2 separate regions of the Mus musculus genome follow, and region 2 is linked to region 1. The links are chromatin loops, found by intact Hi-C in ENCODE. Cell type or tissue: heart. All regions are shown on one strand. Links, peaks and the distances in the headings refer to the core of each region. The heading gives the core; the rest is flanking DNA. Region 1 has its middle 13 kb from the start of Gm39398. Region 2 overlaps Tbc1d2b (TBC1 domain family, member 2B).

Region 1 (12,773 bases), core at 5,284-10,283:
TACCTTCAGGGGAAAATTAAAACCATGTATAAGTCATAGCAGCCTCTTTACCTGTCATTTAGGCTACTTTATTTTTGAACCCATTGAATGGGCACTTGGGTGAGCACAGACTGTCAAACAGCCAAGTCATTTTGTCTTATTGTCTTTTAGTGATTTCTTTTTTGTTAATTCCCAAGATACTGAGATCTGAGAACCCACCACCAGAGGTTGTTCTGTTTCACTGAGAGTCCCTTGGTCTTCTAAGTTCTATTAGTGTTAATATTAGGCCTTTGATTGTCATACGAAAATATGTACCACTGCTCAAGGATTTATATGTAGTAGTCTTATAAGGTTAGTCACCAGAAATAATGCTAAGGACATTTTGCCTCACTGCTCTACATCAGGACCACCATTTTCAGATGCACTGTGTGCCCTAGTTGAACCCTAGTTAATTCTTGCAGGTGGCAGCAACCGTGAGAAACTTCTCTTTATCACATGGGACAGCTTACCTCTACATTTCTTCTTGAGAGTTCTACCTAGCTGTCTGTGGTCCAGGTACTAGGTACTAGGGTATGTCAGAGAGATTTCTAGCATTTCTGATATCATGCATACTCTGTGACTTGCTTGCCCCTGTTATGTACAAACCTAAAGTTCAAGTTTGCAGTTTGCACACATCAAGAGTCTGCAGATCCAAAAGAAGGGCAATCAATTTGGGTATTCTGGCTCTTAACCTAAAGTGACTAACAGCCTTCTGTTTTCCTTTTCTCCTTCTCATTCTCCTCCTCCTCCTCCTTACTCTTCTCCTACTTATCCTTCTCCTCCTCCTCTCCTTGTTCTTCTTCTTCTCCTTGTTCTTCTTGTTCTTCTTGTTGTTCTTCTCCTTCTCCTCCTTCTTCTTCTCCTCCTCCTCCTTCCCCTCCTCCTTCTCCTCCTCCCTCCTTCCCTTCCTCTTCCTCCTCCTCTTTCTCTTCCTCTTTCTCCTTCTCTTCCTCCTCCTCTTTCTCATCCTCTTCCTCCTCCCTTCTTCTTCCTTCTTCATCTTCATCTTCTTTTGTTGTCAATAAGAGAGCTAGATCTCCTGGGTGACAATATAGCCCCACATGAGGAGGAAGGAATGGAAGAAGTACATGAACAGAGCTCCTGCTTCAGTTCTTTCTGTGTGCCAGAACACTCTGTCTCTGCCTGTATCTGTTTCTGAACGAGGATAATTTTGACATAGTGTGTCTTGCTAAAAGTAATTTTATTTATTAAATAGTTAACAAATGAAAAACAGTGTTCCTAGCAAGATTTTGCTGAAAGGACCCAGATATAGCTGTCTCTTGTGAGACTATGCCAGGGCCTAGCAAACACAGAAGTGGATGCTCACAGTCAGCTATTGGATGGGTCACACGGCCCCCAATGGAGGAGCTAGAGAAAGTACCCAAGGAGCTAAAGGGAACTGCAACCCTATAGGTGGAACAACAATATGAACTAACCAGTACCCTGGAGCTCTTGTCTTTAGCTGCATATGTATCAAAAGATGGCCTAGTCAGCCATCACTGCAAAGAGAGGCCCATTGGACTTGCAAACTTTATATGCCCCAGTCCAGGGGAATGCCAGGGCCAAAAAGGCGGAGTGGGTGGGTAGGGGATTTTGGGGGTGGGCATGGGGGACTTTTGGGATAGCATTGGAAATGTAAACGAGGAAAATACCTAATTTAAAAAAAAAGAAAAACAGTGTTCTATTTCAAGCAATTTTTTTTGAAATTTGCAAATTTATGTTGTTTCTAATGTATCACCACTATTTGAATATTTGAGTGCTAACACTATGAAGGAAAAGTCTTTATATTTTAATACCCTCAGTGGCATATTTCTCTGAACAAGGGATATATATTTTAATTTTATACTGAACCCTGACAATTATAAGTGAGAAGTTGATAGAACTTACAAAGGAAGAGAGAAAAGGAGGAAATGAGAATAGGGTATCATTCACACACATGCACACACACAGGAGAGAGAAAGAAAGAGAGAGAGAGAGAGAAGGAGACACAGAGAGATACAGAGAGACAGAGACAGTGAGAAAGAGAGACAGAGGGGAAAAAAGGGAGAGAGGGAGAGACAGAGACACACTGAGAGACACACAGAGAGAAACACAGACATACACAGAGTATCTACCACATTAATACTTATAATTGTGAAAGTACTTACTAAAATGTCTGCAATACAAATATGGGACAAAAATTATTTGCAATATCAGCTAATTATTGCCAGTAACAGTGGCTTTTATGTTGGAATCTTGAGTTATATTGTTAAACATTGAATGTGCTCTGTGTTCCTGTCTAGTTGCGTTCAACTGTGCTTTGATTTTGATGCCCTTTTCTGACACTTTTATGCCATTACTTAACATTTTGGTAATTGGAGACAAATGCATTTCCTAAGAAGCAACGGAAACAAAAAGTCCACAAACCATAGAAAACAGGGATCATGTTCTGCACTGTAATCAGAGCTATCAAAGAAAGCCTTATTTATGCAAGAATGAAGTTGGGAGAAAAGTTACAGTCAGTCAATTGCTTTGTCCTTTTGAAAGAATCATTTGTAACAAGCCAATTTTGATCAATTATATGGACATTTTGTAAAATTAATGCCTTTTGTTAGTATTAATAATAAATGTACTTCTGGAGCAGGACTCGAAAGATGGGAACATTGGGAGTGAGTTCCACTACCCAAGGATACTGTTGTGAGATGCAGTGCAGGTTAATGGGCAGTGTGGGTGTTAATGCTGGGAACAAGAATAGAAGAAAGGGCAGGAAGTGAGCTGTGGGGAAGGCTCATTAAGTGCTCTTTAAAATGTCAGCAGCTAGAATTCGTTCTTCCAACTCTGTAGGTATGTACAAGGCAGGGTTTACTCTCTATCCTTGTGCTTAGGGAATAATAAGGCAAAGGTTATGAAGTAAAACTTTACTTTTCCGATGATTCTTTCCTAATTTGTTTCATGCTTACTATTAAGTAGAGAATTCTTACTACCATGTATTTCAGTTCTAACATTTAAAAAGTAACCTTACCGTACATATACATATACATATACATATACATATACATATACATATACATATACATATACATATACATATACATGTGTGTGTGTAGTTTATGTATGCTTAAGATAGGATCTGGATATGTTGTTCTGACTAGCCTGGAACTCACCGTGTAGATGAGAATGGCTTCAAACTTGTTGGCAATCCTCCCTGCTTATGCCTAACATCATGACTAACTTTTGTACACATGTTGACATACTAGGAATTCGATCCAGGGCCTTGGAAGCATTCAACAACTGAGGTAAATCCTCAGCCATACTCTTGTTTCTTCTGTATAGTCAACTTTCTGAAATTCCAAAGTAGAATCTGTCCAGTTTATTGTACTATTTAAAGGAAAGCTTCCTCTATTACTTTGATTTAGAAAGGTTAGGTAACTGCAAATTACAGAGCAATGCAGAGAATAGCAGGAAGAAAGAGAGAGCTTATTTATATGCATGTGGCAATGTACAAAAGAAGTGACTCCCAGAATAGAGATTGGTATTTATAACCTGACCTAAGAGAAGAGTGGAGAAGGGGCTCCTATGGAAAGAATAAATGAGTTTAACAGGAGAAGACAAAGGTGCTCTGAGGGAAATAAATAGAAGTAATGACAGTTGATTATAGTATTTCTTTTTTTAAAATTAATTAATTTTTTTACATTCCATATTTTATCTCCCCTCTATCCCCCCTCCAACTGTTCCACATCCCATACCTCCTACCCACCCCCAGTCTCCATGTGGATGTCCCCACCCCACCTGACCTTTAAACTCACCTTCAGTCTCTTGAGGGTTAGGTGCATCATCTCTGAATGAACACAGACCTGGCAGTCCTCCATTGTATGTGTGTTGGGAGCCTCATATCAGCTGGTCTATGCTGTCTGTTTGGTGGTCCAGTGTTTGAGAGATCTCAGAGGTCTAGATTAATTGAGACTGCTGGTTCTCCTACAGGATCACTCTTCTCAACTTCTTTCAGCATTCCCTAATTCAACAACAGTGGTTAGCTGCTTCTGTTCATTGGTTGGGGGTAAATATCTGCACCTGACTCTTTCAGCTGCTTGTTGGGTCTTTCAGAGTGCCGTCATGCTAGATCCCTTTTTGTGAGCACTCCATAGCCTCAGTAATAGTGTTAGACCTTGGGACCTCCACTTGAGCTGTATCCCACTTTGGGCCTGTCACTGGACCTTCTTTTCCTCAGGCTCCTCTCCATTTCCATCCCTGTAATTCTTTTAGACAGGAACAATTATGGGTCAGAGTTGTGACTGTGTGATGGCAACCCCATCCCTCACTTGATGTCCTGTCTTCCTGCTGGAAGTAGACTCTATAAGTTCCCTCTCCCTACTGTCAGACATTTCATCTAAGGTCCCTCCCTTTGAGTCCTGAGAGTCTCTCCCCTCCCAGGTCTCTGGTGCATTCTGGAGGTTCCCCACCCCCCTGACACCTGCAACCTCCTATCTCCCGAGGTTGCCTGTTTCCATTGTATTTTTCATCCTAATGGCAATTGGGTGCACCAAACTCTGGTGCATCCAACTTCATAAAATAGTACAGCTGGAATTAAAGATAAAGATTAACTCAAACCAATAAGAGGTGCTTTAAACATACTGCTTCATCCAGTAGGCAGAATGAACAGAAAAACCTCAGAACTAAATGACATCTTATATTGAATGGACATAACAGATAACTACAGACTGTTTCCCCGAAGCAGCAAAGAATATCCAGTCTGTTCACCATGGAAATTTCTCTAAAATAGACCACGTATTGGGACACAAAATGAACCTTAACAAATTCATAAAAACGGAAGTGATTCTATGTGTTCTATTAAATCATATGAAGTAGAGTTTAAAACCAACTGTAAACAAATCTACAGCAAGCACATACACTTGATGGGGATTAAAGAACTCATTACTAAATGCTGAATGGGTCAAAGAAGAAGTTGGGAAGAAAGTAAAATAACTTTCTTCAACTAAATGAAAATGAAAACACAACGGAGCAAAACTTCTGGAACGTGATAAAGGTGGTTGTAGAGAGGGGACTTTGTTTCTCCAAGTGGCTGAGGTAAAAGATCAGGAAGAGCATAAATGACCTAATAGTGTAAGTCAAGAATGTGGGAAAACAAGAAAAAAACCAAATTCAAGTCCAATAGACAGCATGAAACAGCAGAAATCAGTGAAACAGAAACAAACAAAAATTCAACATAATGGATCAAAGAGTCTAAAACTGATGTTTTTTTTTTTTTTGAGAATATAAAAAGGTTGGCAGACCCTTGCCTAACCAACCAAAACAAAGAATGACATGGCCCAAATGAACAGAATCAGGAAGGAACAGGAAACATTACAGTAGACACCCTCACCCCCTAGAAAAAATCAGAATAAGAGAATAATTTAAAAACCCATACTTCTTTAAATTGGAAATTCTTAAAGACATGGATGCGTTTTTAATTCACCCAAACAACCAACCAAGAAGAGAAAAATATGTCAAAGAAATTCATAATAAAGGAGGACACTGATTTAGTAATAATAATAATAATAATAATAATAATAATAATAATAATAATAATAATAATAAATCTTCCTATTTAAAAAGCCCAGGCCAGATGGATTCACAGCAGAATTCTACCAGACTTTCAAAGAAAGTCTACAACCAATACTTCTAAATTATTAAAAGTGCCCCCAATTGGAAAGAAAACCACAGCTGTACACAATGCAGAGATCAATGGATTTGGGGGAGCTCAGCCCTAAGAGACATCTTCTACAAAACTCTCACATCTAAGGCGCAGGGATCGCCAGGGAACAAGGGGTAGAATCAGACAGGGCAGCCTAAACCCAACGTGTCAATAGAAATGCTGATGCAGGGTCTGGAAATCTCAATGGGTGCCAACCCCTAGACAAAGAACTACAGGCAGCTCTGGACTTCAGAGGAGTAACAGTCAATTTCCTTGTCCCTCTGAAAGAATCCATTGCAACAAGCCGAATGTAATCAATTATATTTGGACATTTTGTAAAAGTAATGCCTTTAAAAATATATATTAATAATACGTGTATCACAGGAGTAGGACTTCCAGCCAGGAAACACTGGGAGGGAGTTAAAGCAGCAGAAGGCGGCTCTCCCAAGGAAGAGACCCCTGACTGCTTATTTAATACAAAGTGGTCAGCCCTGGAATTCCATGCACATACACAATAGGAACGCCCTCAGGAGATGGTTTTTTATAGATTTGTGCACATATACACATAAATATGTAAAAAGAGAAAAGAGGTCATCAACTTGAGAAGGAGCCAGAGGGGCATGAGGGGGACTGGGGGAGAGGACACAGGAATCGTCAGAAGCAGGAAAGTAAAGGGGGGGGGGAAGTGATGTAATATTTTAATTAAAATATATTAAGAAACATAAGAAAATGGGACTCCTCTTTTTTTTTTTTAATCCGTTGAAGTTCTCAAATACCTTCAGTTTAAAACCACCATTTATTCTGAGATTCTGTTGTGTTGCTATACAACTGATACAGGGATTAGCCATCTTGGAGGCTATTCAGGATGAATTACTCCACCCCATTGTCAACTTTCAACCGCACTTCCCATTCCTGTGGTAAGTCTAGGAAGGTAAACACCAGCTTTGTCATGCCTTAGGGTTCACATTGCTATATGAAAAGGTAGAGGTGTCTGTGCTATGTTGAAGCCCATTAAGATAAAGTTACAACATGTATGTCCAAAGACTGGGATCTAGGTTTTACCACCGACTCTGTGTAGAGATAGATATGACATTTTAAACTACCCAAAATGTGACATGCTATGGTTCACTCCTTTTAAAAATGGACAGCCAGAGCCTGACAAATACAGAGGCAGATGCTCATAGTCAACTGTTGTACTGAGCACGAGGACCCCAATGGAGGAGTGAGAGAAAGGACTGAAGGAGTTGAAGAGGTTTGCAACCCCATGGGAAGAACAACAATATTAACCAATCAGACCTCCCCAGAGGTCCCAGGGACTAAACCACCAACCAAAGGTACACATGGAAGGACCCATGGCTCCAGCTGCATATGCAGCAGGCATCAATAGGAGGAGGGGCCCTTGGTCCTGTGAAGGCTTGATTCCCCAGTGTAGGGGAGTGCCAGGGTGGTGTGGTGGGAGTGGGTGGGAGGGAAGGTATGATGGGGGGTTCTGGAGGGGAATCCGGGAAAGGGGATAACATTTGAAATGTAAATACATAAAATATCCAATAAAAAACAAAACAAAACAAAAAAGAATGGACGGCCCAGATTGTCAGTCACTTTGAGAGAATACCATCCTTCAGGAAAGATGGTTCACTTGAAGCCATGCTAGTGAGATGAGAGGATTAATTAGCCCTCTAAGAAGACTTATCCTTTCAGAAAAGCTCCTTCCCCCACAGATGGTTTAAGAGTCTCTATCAAGTGGTACTCTGGAGACTGCCTGTTCTGAGTTACTCGAAGGAACCCGACCTTTTGCATTTCTCATTCTTTTCAGAAATCATTTATTCTTTCAGATACTAGGCAAAAACCTAAGTATGCTGACGCTGACACTTTGAGCTTCCCCAATTCTTTCCCTGAAACCCATCTCTTAGTGCCACAGTGTGTTTGCTTGATTATCTCCATTGATGAGCCTGCCTGGTTTCTTGGCCCAACTCAAATCGGGCACAACCTCTCTCTTCTACTCCACCTTGTGGTAGCTGCAGAGAGTTACAATCTTCCTGCCCAGTATTTGTCTCCCAAACTTTAAGAGTTGTTCTTCAGCTTTCTTGTGGATCTATTTCCTAACTCTTTTATTCGTGAGGCCAAGAACCAACTGACAAAACTGCAATTTATTTGTTAATCTTAAAATGCGATTTGTTTATATAAGACAATATCATTAGAGCAGTAGAGTCATGATAAGAGATACATTACACTATAAAATTTAATGTTAAATACTTAGATTTAATAAGATTTCCTTCCAAAATATATTCTAAATAAATATGTATTAATAAAACTTTTATTTCATTTATATAATAGTAATAGGAACCATAAAATCCTATAATCTCTTTTCCAAAATATTCTTAGTATAAAACTTAAATGAAAGTTCCTCGTATGGGTAGGCTATATGTAAAATATGTGATGTATATGTTTGCTTGGTCTTTCAAAGCTGTCTTTTTGTGTGATTATGTATTTATACACTGTTTATGTGTGCTTATGTTTCATATATCATTTACTTGGTATCAAATTGGCTCATGAGTAAGTTCTCATATAAAACAGAGCAGTTAAATTAGCCCAGCTTAAGGGGAAAAAAAATTCAGCTTCAACTGCCCTGAAAGGCTAAGTAAGCTTGGCCACATGTCCAGGATGTCAATCGAAGAATACTTGCAAAGTATGAAAAAGGAATATTGAACCAATGTGATCACTTTGGTAAAACAAAGACATGGCTAGTGGCCCTAGATCTTTCTTTGGGGGAAATTAACATGTTTTAAAATTTAAATAACAATTTAAAATTTTTTTCTTAAAAGAAAATATATGTATCTAACCCTGCAGCTCAGCCCAGGATGTTGTCTCCTGGGTCCTCGTCTCAGTTCTGGGTCTGCAGCACGGCCTCTGCTCCGTGAGGGCATACATGAAGGATGATCACTTTCCATGTAAGGCATCGTTTTTCCTATCAGAAAACTTCCTTCATCCAAGATGACCAACTCATTATTGCAAAGATCAAGATGGTAACTTAGAGCTGAACTTAAATGTTTTATATATTTGTTTGAATGCTTTAAAACAAAATATTTTAAGGTTTTAAAAGATATTTTGATACCACTGTCACAACAACACAAGAAAAGTTTTCAAAGTACGTCTTAGAAATAATGTAAGATATAACTTCAAACATTTGAAAAATGGCCGTTTGAAAAAAAGCTTAAAGACATACAGAAGACATCTTAAAACATCTTAAATTTTACAGGTAATCTTAATGTATTATGCCATGATAATATATTTGGAATACTGTTCATCTCCTTAAAACAAAAGGTATTTTAAAGTGCCTGCTGTAATGACTTAAGTCTTTGACAAATAATTATTCAAATTGACTTATTTTCCCATATTATAATTGTTACATGTTTAAAATACCACACACATGTTTTCTATGAAAACATGGTACAGCCTACTGCAGTTTCATCTAAAATTATAATGTTAAAATTTGTTTGCTAGATCTTTTGGAAACAATAACAATAATAATGATAAAAACTATTATGTTTTTAAAAAGGGGATACAAAGGTTATAGTTATGAGATATAATTGTGGCAATAGAAGTTTAAAAAATGCTTTGTGATAAGAAAGAACTTTGTACTGCAAGATAACGATTATTCCAAAATGAAAATGGATGAGAATAATGTAAGATTAAAGTATCTTGTAGAAATATTGTGAAAATAAAGCTTGAACAAAGCGAATATGGTTTAAAAGTTGAGCATCATACAAAGGTTGTTAATTTTTAAGGTCAAATTTTAATATGAGATAAAATCAATGTTTGATTCTGTGTTTGCAGCAGTGAGGTTTTCTTAAGAATTAATCTAATGTTTATATAAAAGACAGGCTTAGAACAACAAGGGCTTTGTTGTATTCTTTTATTAAATGAGACATTCAAAACATTTGATTAGACTTTTACTTTCATATCTTATACTGGGCAAAGCTTCTGCTTGTTAGATAGCCATTGCCTTATGAATATCTTGGACAATTCCTACAACATTAACATAACAATCATGGAACTTGCTTTAGTGCACAAATATTTAATCTGTTTATAAACTTTAGCCTATTAAGCAAATAATACCTATAAAATGTCAAAATTAACTAAAGCTCTAGCTTCTTCCTAAGATTTACCCTTTTTGGTAAACATTCATAATCTCTTTAAAAAACAACTCAGAATTGTTCCTGTCTAAAAGAACTGCAGAGATAATAATAGAGAAGAGATTAATGGAAAGATGATCCAGTGACCTGCCCAACTTGGGATCCGTCTCAAGGGGAGGCTCCAAGGCCTGACACTATCACTGACGTTATGATGTGCTTATAGACAGGAGCCTAGCATGGCTGCCCTTCAAGAGGCCCAACAAGAAGCTGACTGAGACAGTAGCAGATACTTACACCCAGCCATTGGACTGGAGTCAGGGTCCCCTATGGTTGAATTAGGGAAAGGCTAGAAGAAGCTGAGAAGAATGGCAACCCCACAGGAAGACCAGCAGTCTCGACGAACTGGGACCCCTGAGATCTCTCAGACACTGAGCCAGCAACCAGGCAGCATACAGGAGCTGGTCTGAGGCCCCTGACCTATACAGCAGAGGACTGCCAGGCCTGGGATCAGTGGAAGAAGATCCACCTAACCTTTAAGAGACTTGAGGCCCCAGGGAGTGGGAGACCTGGAGGTAGTGGGAGGGAGGGCATCCTCTTGGAGACAGGGAGAAGGAGGAATGGGATGAGGAACTATGGGAGGGCAGACCAGGAGAGGGGCAATGACTAGATTGTATGAAAATAGAAGTAAAAAAAATTAAAAATCACATTTTAAAGAAAAACACTATTATAAAGGATTTTAAAATCTATTTTAACTGTCATAACTAAAAATTCGAAATTACTTAAAAATATTTTCTAAATAAAGGACAAAGAAAACCAGATGGTTTCATCAATTGAAAGAAAAAGGCATTGCCTCAGAATCTGGAGGAAAAAAAGATTCTCTCTGTATATTCTTACTTACTCTTTCTTACTCACTTGTGCACCTAAACCCAAGGAAGTGAACTTTTAAATTCACATTTCTCACCTCAGACCTGCCACCTTCAATTGAAAATTGATATTGGAAAATATTCATCTTCAAAAACACTGATAATCAAACATTCCAAGTTAGTAAAATATTCTCCTAATTTATGCTTCTTAAGTCTTTTATAATTAGATGGCTTTAAAACTGGTTATTGCCTTAGTCACAGTTTCTATTGCTGCAACAAAACACCATGCCCACAAAGCAAGTTGGGGAGAAAAGTATTTATTTAGCTTACACTTTCATATCCTTGTCCATCACCGAGGGAAGTTAGGACAGGAACTAAATCAGGGCAGGAACGTGGAAGCAGGAACTGATGTATAGGTCATGGAGGGGTGCTGCTTACTGACTTGCTTCACATAGTTTGCCCAGACTGCTTTCTTGTAGAACCCAGGACTACCAGCCCAGAGATGGAACAACCCACAGTGGGCGGGGCCCTCCAGCACTGACCACTAGTTAAGAGGGAACAACCCACAGTGGGTGGGGCCTCTAGCACTGACCACTAGTTAAGAGGGAACAACCCACAGTGGGCGGGGCCCTCCAGCACTGACCACTAGTTAAGAGGGAACAACCCACAGTGGGCAGGGCCCTCCAGCACTGACCACTAATTAAGAAGATGCTTTACAGATGGATCTCAGGAGGACATTTCTGTAATTGAGGCTCCTTCTTCTCTGCTGATTCTAACTTGTGTCAAGTGGACACAAAAAATGAGCCAGTATAGTTATGTATGATATTTAGCATTTTATTTAGTCTATTACCTAAGTTATAAAGTAATGGTAATCTAGGTTTTAATAAAGTTATGATGAGTATATTATGTCCTTAATCACACACACACACACACACACACACACACACACACACACACACACACTGTGTTGGTAGGATTGTTTTCTTACCCAGAACCCCTGTCTTATTCCAAACTAGTTTTCAAATGAATCAGAGTCAGTATCTTTGTAAAAACTTTTTTTCACCTTACTCAGTATAATATGAATAAAAGAAATTTAGTTTTTAAATTGACAAAACTTAAATCTTCAAAAAAACCTCCCTCCATTTTGGTGATAGCTATATTTTTGAAATAGAAATAGTTTTTTCAATTAATAAAAAGAAAAAAAGTATTAACTAGGTCCAATCAATTAGGTTACTTTGTTTCTGTTAATATTAAAATAGTAATGATATTTAATACACTAAATTAACAATGTTTAATACAATAAATTAAACACTGTAAAAGGCTCTAAAACATGTTCATATGCTTAAAAAGGTAACTTTAATTCCATCTGAAACTCAAATTACTTCTTATCCTAATTGTACAAAAGAGATGAATCATCTCGAATAACAACATTCATGAAACATCATACTACATTTCTGATGTTTCTAGATAAAATGAACATCTAAGGTATCCTATAGTATAATTAATGAAAGTTTCAAAAAATAATTAAGCAATATATGTATTTTACTAATAAAACTTAAATGGACAATACTACAGTGATTAATTCTATTTACATTTCTAAGCATTAAAATAAGAAGTAAGATTTGGTTATGTCTACAAGGATCATTAAGTTCTGATTTCTAACAATTCTGATCTTTTGTTTCTGTTACTGCTATTAATATTTGGTGCACAATAAGACAATCTTGTTAAAAGCAATTAAAGGGATATTATATTGTTATCTATTTCCTCTATAATGTGGCTTTCCATTCACTTTTCCAAACCAAGTCTGGCTTAACAAACAGAACAATAGAAAAAAAAACCACATATGTATTCACAGATAAGAGCTCTTTTAATTTGAACATAGAATAGCAATCTTTCCAAAAGTTAGGGCTAGCAATACATGTGAGGTTATGGCAGATATTAATCATGAATCATAAAATACAAATACCTACAATTACAGAAAGATATACAGTCAGCCAAGGTTTTAAAATGTTTACATTTTGGTTGCTAAAATCCTTTTCCCTTCATCTGTTATCCTTGCTTCTTTAGGCCAGACAGTATTTTTTATTA
Region 2 (12,773 bases), core at 3,948-8,947, 220 kb before region 1:
AAAGTCCATTTCTGTCACTTGACAAGCACAGTCAATGCTGGTAGGTGGGATCTGTCAGTCTGGCCCAAGCATGTCAAAGGTCTCTATCTGAGGCTGAGGAAAGGTAGAGAGGAGACTGCAAAGAGCAAGGGACAGAAACAGTGCTATATCTGAGAGACAAAGACAGAAGAGGTTACACCAGGTGAACTTGCAGATTTAGCCTAGCCCTGACACTTTTTTTTTTTACAAGAGCACAAATCTACTTTTATTTATTTACTCTCCATTAGTTTAAATCCGGGATGGGTACAGCATCACACGGATTCTGTGTCCAATGGCCTTTGCAGGAAGGTTGCTTCGGAATTTGGCACGAACCATGCCACTGTTTCTGTGGGCCGAGTTACCTTTCCCCAGATCACTCTGGTTTTCTTTGGTTTACCTCCAGGAGTCACTGTATTGTTTTTTGCTTTATACACATAAGCACATCTTTTGCCTAAGTAGAACTCCGTTTCATCTCGGGTATAAACGCCTTCAATTTTAAGAAAGCCGTGTGCTCTCTCTGGTTCCGGAGACCTCATTTGTAGCCAGCAAAAATGGCCTTGCACCACAGCCTTCCAGACATACTTGCTGTTAGAAGTCCTGTTCCCAGCAGGCCCCAGCAATCGGGCCCCAAAGCTCAGCAGCAGGAACCCCCCTCTAGCCCTGACACTGAGACTGGTCAGAAAATATATTATATGAGTCTTTAATCCGAGATTCATTCTAAGTTCTTTGACCCTCACAAAACAAAACAAAACAAAACAAAACAAAACAAAAAACCAAAAAACAAACAAAAAACCCCCCCAAAAACCACGGTATTTTATACGTATATGTCCAAGTGCATCTTAGGAGGTGGGTCCATGATTTGTCTCAGATGGAGTGGTCTTCAGCTACTCAGTCAGGTTCTAGAAACCACCCTCCCACACAAGGAAAAGCCAGCTTTTCTCCATGGCCTGTTTGCTTTTAGTTCCCCTACAGATGGGATGTACCTGTGTCACGAAAGGGGTCCTGTTCTTTAGAAAACTGGCCCCTGAAGAAAGAGGTACGTATTGGAGGTGAGGCTACTTTGACATAGTCCTGGAATCAACAGGCCTAGGCTGATTCCAGTTCTAGCACATGATTTCTGTGGAAGAATGACAACACCTGCTTTGCCATCCTGATAGCACTTGCCATCAGTATCTAGCGTTAAGTGCCCTGTGAATGTCTACTGCTGTGGAAAGGGAACTTGGGAAATGGGTGGACTGCCCCAACAGACTGAAGCAGATTTACCTGACCAGATGAGGCTTAACGAATGCTTGCTCCGGCTGCTCTTGGCTCTCGACCTGCAGAGCATCCTCCAACAACTGGGCTATGACATCCCTGGCAGGGCCCTGTTCCTCTGAGCAAACTGGTGTCTTCATTTCTTGGAGCAGTATCAAGTATTTACTTTCAACCTGGCAGAGCTTGGCTTCCAGGCTAGAGTACTGGAGAGAATGCAAGGTGTTACCTCCACCCAGAGACAAATACAGGAAAAGCAAGCCTTAGGCATCACAGGCAACCAATAAGCCCAAACCAGCATGCTCAAAAAGACTAGGAAGTGAGCCTGCTGCAAAGTATAACATAGGCAAAAAGTTAAGTCAGGGTTAAAAGAGCCCACTATGGCTCCCCCTTCTTTCTAAGCAGAGAGGGGTGCTGATAAGCACAGGGACCAACCTTCAACAAGGTTAGAATGCGCAACAGAAACTGGGTCATAAGCCACTGGCTGAGGTGAAGCCTACCCCTACATGGTTACACAGGCCATGAATGCTGCCCCCTGCCCCATGCACACCAACTTTGTTAGGGCATTCTGTCCAGGCAGGATTAGTTCCTATCTGCTACCTGATCAGAAAAATCAACTTTCCCCTGGCAAATATGCAGGAATAAGGTTCTAGAAATGTGCTTGGAAGGCTGCTCAAAAATAGTACCTGCACGCGGCAGCTGTGGACACGTGCCAGGCATTTATAACTCACAGCTGGATGCCTGTGGCCCCTTAGCCTTTCCAAAGCCCTCTGCAGCCGTAATCTTAAGCCAATCCTGCTGGATCTACGGGGATGGGAATATTCTCGCCTCTCTTGTCTCACACATGTGAAACTAAATCTCAGCAGTATAGACGACTATCTAGGTAACTTTAATCTGGAGTGACCCCTATGACCTGGAGTGACCCCCATGAATGCACTTTGTTTTCATTCTGAAAACCCATGACGAAGCCCACGTGGGCGAGTTTGTCATCAACAGAGAAATTGCACTCTACATTCTTTACGTGTACTGATTGCAGCAGCCATCTTTCTCCCATTGCGGTGGCTGGGTAGGTTTTAAAGCACAACCGCTGAAGCATGGTTTCCGCCCTCCCTTCACGTGCTAAGCTGAGTCGGTCCTGACTTACCTTAGCCATCAGATCCCTCTCTCTCCTTTCTGCATTTCTTCGTAGAGCCGAGAGTTCCAAAATTTCCTTGTTTAGAAATTTATTTTGGCTTTTGTACCCTTGCAGACTATCCTGTTGGGGGAAAAAATTTTTTTTTAATCAACTGATGTGGGTTGCATGTTGGCTAATTATTCTATGTAATTAGCATCTTTGAGGCCTGCCAAGTGAGAGCAAGTTCTAAACAAATTGGAAGACATTAGTAGGAGCTTTCTGATGAATCTTTTTGGCCATTTGTGGCAGCAGGAGGAGGTGGGAGAATATTTACTCAGCAGCGCTGGTTTTTCTCAGCTGACGGCAGAAGTAAACAGGGTGCACTTTCTAACTCCAGTCACACAGTCGTTGATGAGAAAAAGCAGTCATTTAATATTATTTTAAACCAGAGACACTGACTGTATTCTAAGTAGGTTCTCATTTTTACTTATATAGTTCTATTTTTAAAAGACTATAAAAATATGCAAAAGCCCTTAATTAAGAAAGGCATGCAATGATGAACACTATGATCTGTGGTGCATCAGGGACTTTGGAGAGCACTCAAACTGTGGGAAAGCTGAAGGAGGACATTAGGACAGAGGGTGGAGGTCAGTGGTAAAGTATCTGCCTATCAGATACAAGGCCCTGGGTCCAGACCCCAGCACCGCCTCCCAAATTATCAAGAACACAGTCGGCACTTCACTGGATTGGCCAACTGTTTACTTCTGCAACATTTATTTTGTATTTAGAGAATGTAAAGGTTGGAGACAAAGGTTTTCTTTTTTTCCCCTCCTTCCTTTCTTCCTATCTTTCTTTCTGGTAAAGACAGGATCTATTATGTAACTTTGGCTGTCCTGGAACTCACTATGTGGACCAGTCTGGCTTTGAACTCAGAGGTCTGGCTTGCCTCAGGCTCCTGTGGTCACAAGTTTTCCCCTGTTCTACTAGAAGGAAGGTGTGGCTGAGCAGGGAAGAGTGTTCATGTAAAATGCCCTGAAAACAAGTTCACACACCCCTTAGATCATCCTCGTGATAAGTCAAGGAGGCTTCTAAATAAAGATGAAGGAGAGCCAACCATCTTTAAGGCTGTGGTTGGTGAAGATGCCTTATAAATTCCATCTTTTGTAACCACGTCCTCCCTCTGGCCCTGACCATTTCTACAGACTTTTCTGGATACTCCCCCGCCTCCAGACTGAACTTTCTTGAGGCTGTAGTGTGTCCTGATAAGACACGGAAGAACTAGGAAGGTTTGAGTATATAAACTAACTGCCTTCTATAGGCAGCACTAAGAGCTCTTGTAAAAAGAAAAATAAAACAAAAACAAATAACAAGCATCCAAGCGTGGTAACTCACACCTGGGAATCTCAGTACCCCGGACATGGGGACAAAGGGTTGACTTGAGTTTGAGGCCAACCTGGGCTACAGTGATTTCTGGGTCAGCATAAACTACAGCATGAAACTTTGTCTCAAAATATAAATAAATAAAATAAAGGCTGTTTTATAGTAGATATAAATATGGCATAGTAAGAGGTGTTTTGGTTTCTCACTAATCAATCCGACTGGGAGCTGTGGGGAGGGCTTAGGTGGTACGGTCGATGCTGCACAAGGATGCGGACTTAAGTCCGGTTTCCCATCACCCACGTAAAAGCCTGTGCGATGGTACTTCTATAACCCTTGTGCAGGGAGTGCGGAGGCAGGAGGGTCCCTGGGGTTCCCGGGTTAACTAGTAAGCTCTGGGTTAAGACTTTGTCTCAAAAAGTAACGTGGAACAGTATGAAGAAGAGTACCAATACCCAGCTTCCACATGCATGAGTATACGCATGCACACGCTACAGACATACAAAAATAAAGACACCATGCTGGCTTTGTGTTGTCACTAAAATGGCCCACCCACACATCCCAGCCCTGCAGCCACTGTCTCAGTGTTCACAACTCTGCAGTCCCCAGCCTGTGAGCACTCACTCAGCTCACTGCTGGCAAATGAAAGGTGCTAGAAGCCATGAAGCACACGCTCTATCATGATCTCAACGCGAACACACCTGGACTCTTCAAGGGTAAACTCCACTTGGAATGCAAACACCTAGAACCAGTGGCTGCATGGAACTACTGGGGGTGGTAGACATACTGGGGTCTGCTGGAGTCGGTTGGGCTCTACCTGATGCCCAGTGTCCCAGAGGATGCTTGCCTACCCAGGCCTGTGGGAGGCTATACAAATTAAGTCTGTGTTTGTCTTTATGTGCACAGAGGGGAAACTGACAACCTCCTTGAAGGTGGGAAATTCAGAGGGGAGGCGTGTTTCAGCTTTTTCTGTGCCAGGGACAGGAAGAACTGAAAGTGTCCCAGGTGATGACAGCAATAGCAAGGGTGTTGGACGTACTCAAGGCAGTTCCTGAACATGCCTGGGATTTGAGCATAAAGTTCTGCCCCTCCTCCCCAGCTCTGCCCTTACTAGACCAGCCCGTTACAACCAGACCTCTAGGGGTCAGCGGGTATGGAACTAAGGACGGAACTAACTGAGTTTGCAATGTGTTTGCAATGTCTATCCAGAAAGCCAGCCCACAGTCTGCCCTTACTTTTAGCCTGTCCAGCTCCAGCTGGTCCTTGCTGGCTGGGATGGCCAAAGGAGAGCTGGGCCCCAGGGTGGGTGATGACACGCTGCCCTCACAGGCGCTGAGCTTGATGATGACCTCGTCCTTGGCCTGGATGGTCTCCATCAGCATGCCGAGCCGCTCGTTGAGCTCGCCCACCTTGCTCTTCAGCGTCCTCACTTCCTGCTGGAGGCTTTCCTTCTCCAGGCCGAACCTCTCCAGCTGGCCGCTGAGGCCCAGGATCTGCTCGTCCTTCTGGTGCAGGAGCTCCAGTGTGTCCCCGGGGACCCCCTGGCTGATCTGGGGGTTCGTGAAATACTTGTCATATTGGGATGACCGGACTGTCTGCTGGAGCAGCCGAATGAGCTCCTAGGAGCCAAGAAGACAATGAGGTGAACGGTAAGAAAGCTGGGGTGTGGGGGAGAAAAGCAGAAATCATGAGTGTTATATAAGCAGTCACTGGAATCTGAGGAAATGCAGAAATAAACTCCACTGGAAACATTTTAATGTTGAACTTCCTCTTGAAAGATCTCAAAAATAGAGAGGGGAAAAAATGTACTCCACAAATACAGCCTGAAGAGAACAATAATAGGAAACGGGAAATAATGGATGTGCGTGCTGTAATTAGCAATGGTTCCTGGCACATGCTTATCGGCGCTAAGGGATCTGTGAAGTACTGCGTGGTGGCACATGCCTATAACTCCAGTGCGGGAGCAGGGGGATCAACTGCTCCAGGGCAGCCTAGATGACACAGTGAGATGCTGTCTCAAAAATAAATGAATAAATAGAAGTGTATATGTGTGGGGGGGGAATGGGGAGGGGCAGGGTAGGAAGATGACTCAGCAGTTAAGAGCACACATTGCTCTTGCAGAGGACTTGAGCTTGATTCCCAGAACCCACACTGGGAGGTTCACTGAATCGGACATTGGTTTCTGGCTTCTGTGGATGCCTACAGTTACATACTCATACATATAGCTAAAAATAAAATTAAAAGGGGGAGGGGCCAAGCTTTATGGGTTACTGTGCTGCCTAGCAATTAGGTAGAAGGAATTCTTACCAGTTTGGAAAAATTGTCTGACGGGATGTGCAAAGTTGAGGGAACTCGAGTCTGAGAAACCGGGCGTGGGTACTGAGAGGAGCACCTTGTAACCTGTCTAGGGTCATGGTCTAGGGTCATTGAATAAACACGGGCATAGCTCAGGGCACAGGATGGCAGCCCAAGAGCATGAGCCTCAGGGAAGGGCTCCTGAGTCTCTGGCCCACCGAGGGCACACAGAAATCAAGCGACAGTTACCTTCTGACTGGATAGGTCCTTCTTGAGTTGCTCCAGCTCCTCCTGCTGGCTTTGAATCTGCAGCTGCATTTCGGGGACTGGCTTAGTGGGACCTCCGCTGCTGCCTGATGATGTCGCCGTTCCCTCGAGCAAAGGATCACTACTGCTGTGGCGGTTTTTGTATGACCCAATTATATCTTTCAAGGGGCGCTTTCCTTTGTAAGGGTTCCGTCCAAATTCAAAGGGGAATCCTGAACTAGCGACTCCTATATTTAAAAATAAGAAGTTTTTTTTTTTTTTTTTTTTTTTTTGAGCATGTCAAACCTTCTGGTATTCTTACACATCATCCTGAGGGTTGTGGACTCATCAACCCATGCAGAAAGCAGGGCAGCTGGACATGTCTCCTTGTCCTGCTTCACTGTACAGAAGCCCCGAGAGGTCTAAAGCTGCAGAGTCTTTGCTGGACCACTCTTTACAGAAGACTATAGTATGAGTATCACGAAGACAACTGAGGCGCACCAGGCAAGCCCTGGCTTCTTACTTTTACATTTGTTTTTGGCTAAAAACAAAAACAAAATGGATTTTTTAAAAGTCTAAATACACTTTTTAAAGTGAGACTTTATGTATAAGTTGACCCAAATAATTCAAATGTACACTCAAAAACACAAGCTTGAGGCACAAAAGTACTACGGCCTTTTGATTATTTAAAGCTAGGGGAGACAAAGGCATCGGTGGCTCCCTGGGGTCACGCAGAGACTGGAAGACTGGGTGGGTGGCAGTACCTGGCACCCAGGTGGCACTGGAGGCCTGGTGTGCCTGATATGTGACAGCTCACAGAGGCACAAGTGCACAAGTGCTTTCGGACTTGGGGCCTTGTTTGGATCTAGCATGTCTCCCAAAGGCCCATGTGTTAATGCCTTAAGCCAGCAGCTTGCTGGTACTGATGAAAGCTTAATATGAAGTCTTTTAGACAGTGGTACCCCGGGCTGCCTTCTCTCTTTTGCTTTCTGGCCACACAGTCCCACAATGATGCACTTCTACAGGCACAAAGCAATGGGTTCAGGTGGTCATAGAATAAAATCTCTACGACTATGAACCAAAATAAACCGTTTCTCTACATAAGATGGCTTCCCTCAGCTACCTGTTACAGTAATAGGAATACAACTAATCTAACCACTTCTCCAGAATCTATGATACTATGTTCTCTTTTTTTGGAGTACTTATCAAATTTCTGTAAATAAAGATGGTGTGTGTGTGTGTGTGTGTGTGTGTGTGTGTGTGTGTGTATGTTTCTGAGACATGCAATCCTCCTGTTTCGACCTCCCTGGCCCCAGAACTACAGGTATATGACATAATGCCTGGCTTAATAAGTACAAAGTTTCTTCAGGCAGCACCTCTGTGATGCACAGAGGCATAACATATCAAATCTCCCGGAGGAGGTTTGTAGCTGCTTGGACATCTGTTTCTTGCAGCCCTTTACAAACCTTTAAGAATCATTGCCCACACCCCTATCACCATCCCCCTCCTATAACACAAGGGCCTATGCTTTATGCTTCTAGGGACTTGCCAGTCAAGAGTCTCCTCTATCCCAGGGGCAGAGAGAGCAACAGGGCACAGGAACACACACACCTTTACTGCCCTCAGGCATCGGCTTCTTCCTCTCTTCTGGTACCAGGGACTCCTCCAGGTCCTTAGGAGGCGGGTCTAGAAGTTCCCACTCTTCATTGGTGTAAAACACGGTCCTGCGACTCTCACTGTGCCCTCTCCCAGGACGGAATGATGACATTGAATTTCTATTTAAAAACAAGAAAGGGCAGAGCAAAACACGGCTGTATATAGGACTGGTAAAAATGGAGATCTGATAATACCAAATGTTGGTAAAAATACAGAAAATGAGAAAATATGCATTGCCAGTATGAGTATACACCGATACTAGTATCTCAGGAAGTAGCAATGCAAAGTTAAATTCAAGAATTTCTTAAAAAACACCCCCCACCCCCGAAAAAACCTTATTTAAAAAAAAATCACACATTATGATTAACCAGACCCAAAGCCTATGCATCGCAGGGGACTTCTGTAGGTTACACTAGCTATTCTGAAGCTGGGTGCTCCACATTGGACTTTATACTGTCATCAGTGAATAGATTCCTAGAACTGCCTTTCTCAAGATGCCAGCATTCCTAAGAGACACCACAACACAGACTGCATTATCCATGTTAACCACTCCTTGCACTGATGGTCGCCTGACTGTCCGCAAGAATGTAAAGAGAATCTAGTGGGGAAGTGTGACTATAAGAACTGGTTATATATAGGAAAAAATAAACTTGAATCTTACCTCACAGCACACATACAAACTAGTTCAAAATATACCATAGAGGCAGGTTGTTGTGGTATACTCCTGTGATCCCAGCACTTAGGAAGCCAGGCAGAAGGTTCCTAAGTTCCAGGCCAGTCTGGGCTATACAGTGAAATCCTATTTCAAATTAAAAACAAAACACGCCCCACCAAAACACAAAACTTCTAGATGAAAATAAAGGAGAAAGTGCTTTTGACGTTTAGACTTTCTTCTCCTTTTGTATGTATATGCATGCATATGTATGTGTGTGTGCATGCATATGTATGTGTATGTGCATGCATATGTATGTGTGCACACAAGCATGTCTAGGCCACAGGCCAACTTTAGGTATCTGCCTCAATCACACACTGCTCAGCTTATGTTTTGAGACAGGGTTTCTCTCTGAACCCAAGGCTCACCTACTTTGCTAGGCTAGGCAATGAACTGCAAAGATCAGCCTCTCTCCAGCTCCCCAGTGCTGGGGTTACAGACACATATCTAGCTTTCTACACGGGTCTCTTGGGTCCAAACTCAAGTCAAGTATACTTCCTCCCTAAGCCATCTCCACAGCTCCACATTACACAGACTTCTTAAAGAGAACTTGAAAAGTACAATCTATAAGACAAGATGAGAAAAACTGAGTTTATGAAAACCTTTCTCCTTTGGAAAATATTTGCAAAATATATACCTGACAAAAGGCTCATATTCAGGATATTTAAGAATGCTTAAAGTTCAATAAGATGAATAAACAACTCAATTTAAAAATGATCAAGAGACGAGAAAAGTAAATTTTAAAAAAGGAAGAAAGAAAAATAAAAATACACGCAGTTTTCTAACTTGTAAAGTTGGACTTAAGATTTTCTTGTAACAAACTTTACGACCGTTCCAAAGCAATACACATTCACTGCAAACCATAGTCAGAAGCTTGCTTTTTCCTGGGCTAGCGATGTGCAGAGAGACACGGAGCTGGGATTAACTTCCAGTGAACCGCGAGACAGTAAGTGTGAACTCAACAACAGGTCCTCTACAGAGTGCACGAAGCTAAGCCAATGCACGTTTGCCTTTTAGTATTTTCAATTTATGTTTGGGTTTGGTAGGACATACTCCTACCATGTAACCCAGCTTAAGCTGAGGGGCAGCTGTCTAGGAATGGTCAGTAAGATAACATCAAGGTTGAAGAGGTGGCTCATCGAATAACATCACCTGCTGCTCTTGCAGAAGACCCCAGTTTGGTTCCCAGCACACACATGGCAGCTTGCCACCATTTATAACTCTTAATTCCAGGCATCCAACCACTAGGCACACATGTGGTACACTGATATACATGCAGGCAAAACACACACATAAAAATAACATATAAATATACTTTAAAAAGCATCACTAGTTATCATACATTAGTTAAAACTGCATCACACCTCCAACAGCTAAAGTTAAAAACAGCAGCTAACTGCCAGCGTTTGGGAGGATGTGGAGCAACTGGAACTGGCCAGTAGTGTTGCTGGGCACGTGAAAAGGAGCAGTCACTTTGAAGAGTTATGTCAAGTCGATGATGAATACAACAGGTATAGGCCACAAGAGCTCATTTATTTTAAACCCTTACAAAAGCACAGCTATAGTTCAAGAAAGCAGCCTGGAGGTTGCCTGAGGCCAGAGATTAAGGGAAGGCTCATGAGGGAACATGCATGTATTCTCATTCTCATTCTCTCTCCCTCTCTTTCCCTCCCTCCCTCCCTCCCTCCCTCTCTTTCCCTCCCTCCCTCCATCCCTCCCTCCCTCCCTCCTTCCCTCCCTCCTATCTGAAATAGGGTCTCACTACTCAGTTACTACAGCAACTCTGGTTGCTGGCCCAGAACTGCATAGATAAACTAAACTGGCTTCAAGTGTACTGAGATTTGCATGCCTCTGCCTCCCAAATGCTAGGATTACAAGCCTGTGCCCTGACATGCAGCAATACATTTTGATTATAGAGGTGTTTCTATGGGGTGTAATTTTCTAACACTCCTCAGCCTGTACACCTAACGTAACTGAGTCTTACAGGCCACACCTCAATATGGCTGCTAAAGCAGGAGAGAAAGCCGTGCATCTCTGGTGTTTCCTGAAGCGGGCTGAAGGTGAGAAGGGAAACTAGAGAGTCTCCAGTTTGAACGAGTCAGATGGCACTGTTGTATGAAGTAGCTACATTTCAGTACTTTATTTTTGGTGTGTGTTGTTATGTGTGTGTGTACACACATATATGCAATTGTGGTTTCTTGTGCATGTATCTGTGAAGACCAGATGTCAGGATCAAGTATTTCTCTATTGCTCTTTGATTATTTTCTCTCTCTCTCTCTCTCTCTCTCTCTCTCTCTCTCTCTTTCTGCTAGAGAGATGGCTCAGCGGTTATGAGCATCAGCTGCTCTTGCAGAGGACCTGGGTATAATTCTAACACACACCCACTGGCTGCTCCTGCCTGCCTGTAACTCCAGTTCTAGGAGAGATGATGCTCTCTTCTGGTCTTCGTGGCACCAGGCAAACACGCAGTACACAGACATACATATACCCAGAAGAGTCATGCTCATAAAATAAGGAGGGAGGAGGGATGTGTACCATGGTGTATGGGGGGAGGAGGCCAGAGGACAGTTTTCCAACTCTCAGGTAATCAGAGTTGGTGGTGGACACATCTGTCTGCTCAGCGTTATCTCATCAGCCCTTTCCACGTTTTTATTTCTAATAAAAGGTTTCGCTGAACCTAGCACTCACTGTGTTCACTAGTTTGGTTGGCCAGAAAGCTTTTAGGTGCCCCTCCCCAGGCCTTGGGCTACAGATGCGGACCCAAATGCTTGGCTTTCACATGGATACTGGGGATCCAAAATCAAGTCCTCGTGCTTAAGCAGCAAGCGCTTTATTCATTGAATCATCAAGTCCCGTAACATTTGTGGTTTATGTAGCTTTGGGTATCATGGAACTCCCTCTGTAGACCAGGCTGGCCCAACCTCAGAGATTTGCCTGCCTCTACTTCCCAATATTTGTGATTTTAAAAGCATGATTTACTCCCCTGTATTTGAATTTTACTAACGTAATTTAAAGTTTTAGAGGAACAAAGAGAACTTATATAGCACACATAGGTTCTCATCCTGCTGATAGAAAATGCGACTTTGTGTCCCTAGAACAGGTGGCTACACTTGTCTAAGACCTGGCAACTGTTTCCTGAGTACTGAGACCACAGGTGGCACACAGAGTAAGCATGTCCCATGGTTCTCACAGCCTAGTGTCTTCTGGTGCCTGGCTCTGGGCAGAGTGGCCTTTTCAACAGCCAGGGGAACCTAAGAGAGCATGCTAATGTCATAGTCAATTCTGGTTTCACAACATCTCAAAACTGTGGAGAGTTATGATTTCAAAACAGTTGCTCTGGAAGAAAAGGAAGTCTCACAAATGCTTCATCTACCCCTGCACATTCGCAGCACCTGTGAGCCCGCCCACAGTGCTAGGGACATTTCCCGGCCCAGAGCTCCTGTGTCCTGCCTTCCTGACATGTTTCAGGAGTTAAAAGCTCCTTGCCATCTGGCATGGCTTCAAAATGTGCTCTTGTTCTTTCCCTCCACAATGGTGTGTGGAACGCACTACCAGTGAGGAGCGTGCTAAGGGGGAGTGAGCTCAGCCTGCCACTCCTGTTCTTAGAGTCAACAACAACGACAACAACAACAACAACAACGACAACAACAACAACAACAAAAGGAGAAACCAGAAGACCCAAACTCAGCCCAGGCAGGAAGAAAGGTAGTTCCAGTAACTAACTTCCATGTCATCTGCTTTCTCTAGCATGGTTGGTTTCCAGGCTGTTGCAAGCCCCTGCAGTTGAAGGACAGCTGAGGGACAGCCTAGGGTGCTGTGACAACTGCCAAGGCTTGGGTAATGGAGAAGTGAAATTGGCTTCAAAGTGAACTCCCTTTCAGCTCAAGTACTATTTAATCAAGCCCTGGGTGAGTGTGTTCTTGGCAGAACCCAATTCTTGATCGTGCAACACACTGTGCCACATGAAGCACACTTTCCAAAATAAATAAATAAATAAATAAATAAATTAAATGAATTCAAATAACAGTAATTTTTATACTCAAATACCCACTGTGATCTCAATGAGCAAGTGGACATTGGGAGTTGAGAGAAGTGTTTGGAAAT

What was found. Hi-C counts contacts between places; a loop is a spot of excess contacts. Peaks named below come from ENCODE experiments on the same cell type or tissue, not always from the same donor. Only the 100,000 strongest peaks of a DNase experiment are listed, where the experiment ranks them.
Region 2: it touches region 1 in a loop (3-fold over the local background); 6 of 42 quality-filtered maps call a loop at or near these places.

The regions. Positions count from the first base shown.
Region 1 is chr9:90,439,482-90,452,254 of GRCm38, forward strand. No RefSeq gene overlaps it. Among named protein-coding and RNA genes, the nearest start is that of Gm39398, 13 kb to the right of the region's middle. In heart, for the core only: a CTCF peak has its summit at 7,700 (motif pointing left); no DNase peak of the experiment used is centred there.
Region 2 is chr9:90,221,026-90,233,798 of GRCm38, forward strand. Tbc1d2b (TBC1 domain family, member 2B) reads right to left here. Exons shown (of 13, transcript NM_194334.2): 4 at 7,913-8,076; 5 at 6,305-6,549; 6 at 4,996-5,379; 7 at 2,414-2,524; 8 at 1,282-1,475. Among named protein-coding and RNA genes, the nearest start is that of Tbc1d2b, 43 kb to the right of the region's middle. In heart, for the core only: a CTCF peak has its summit at 6,379 (motif pointing left); DNase peaks (open chromatin) are centred at 5,226, 5,636 and 6,306.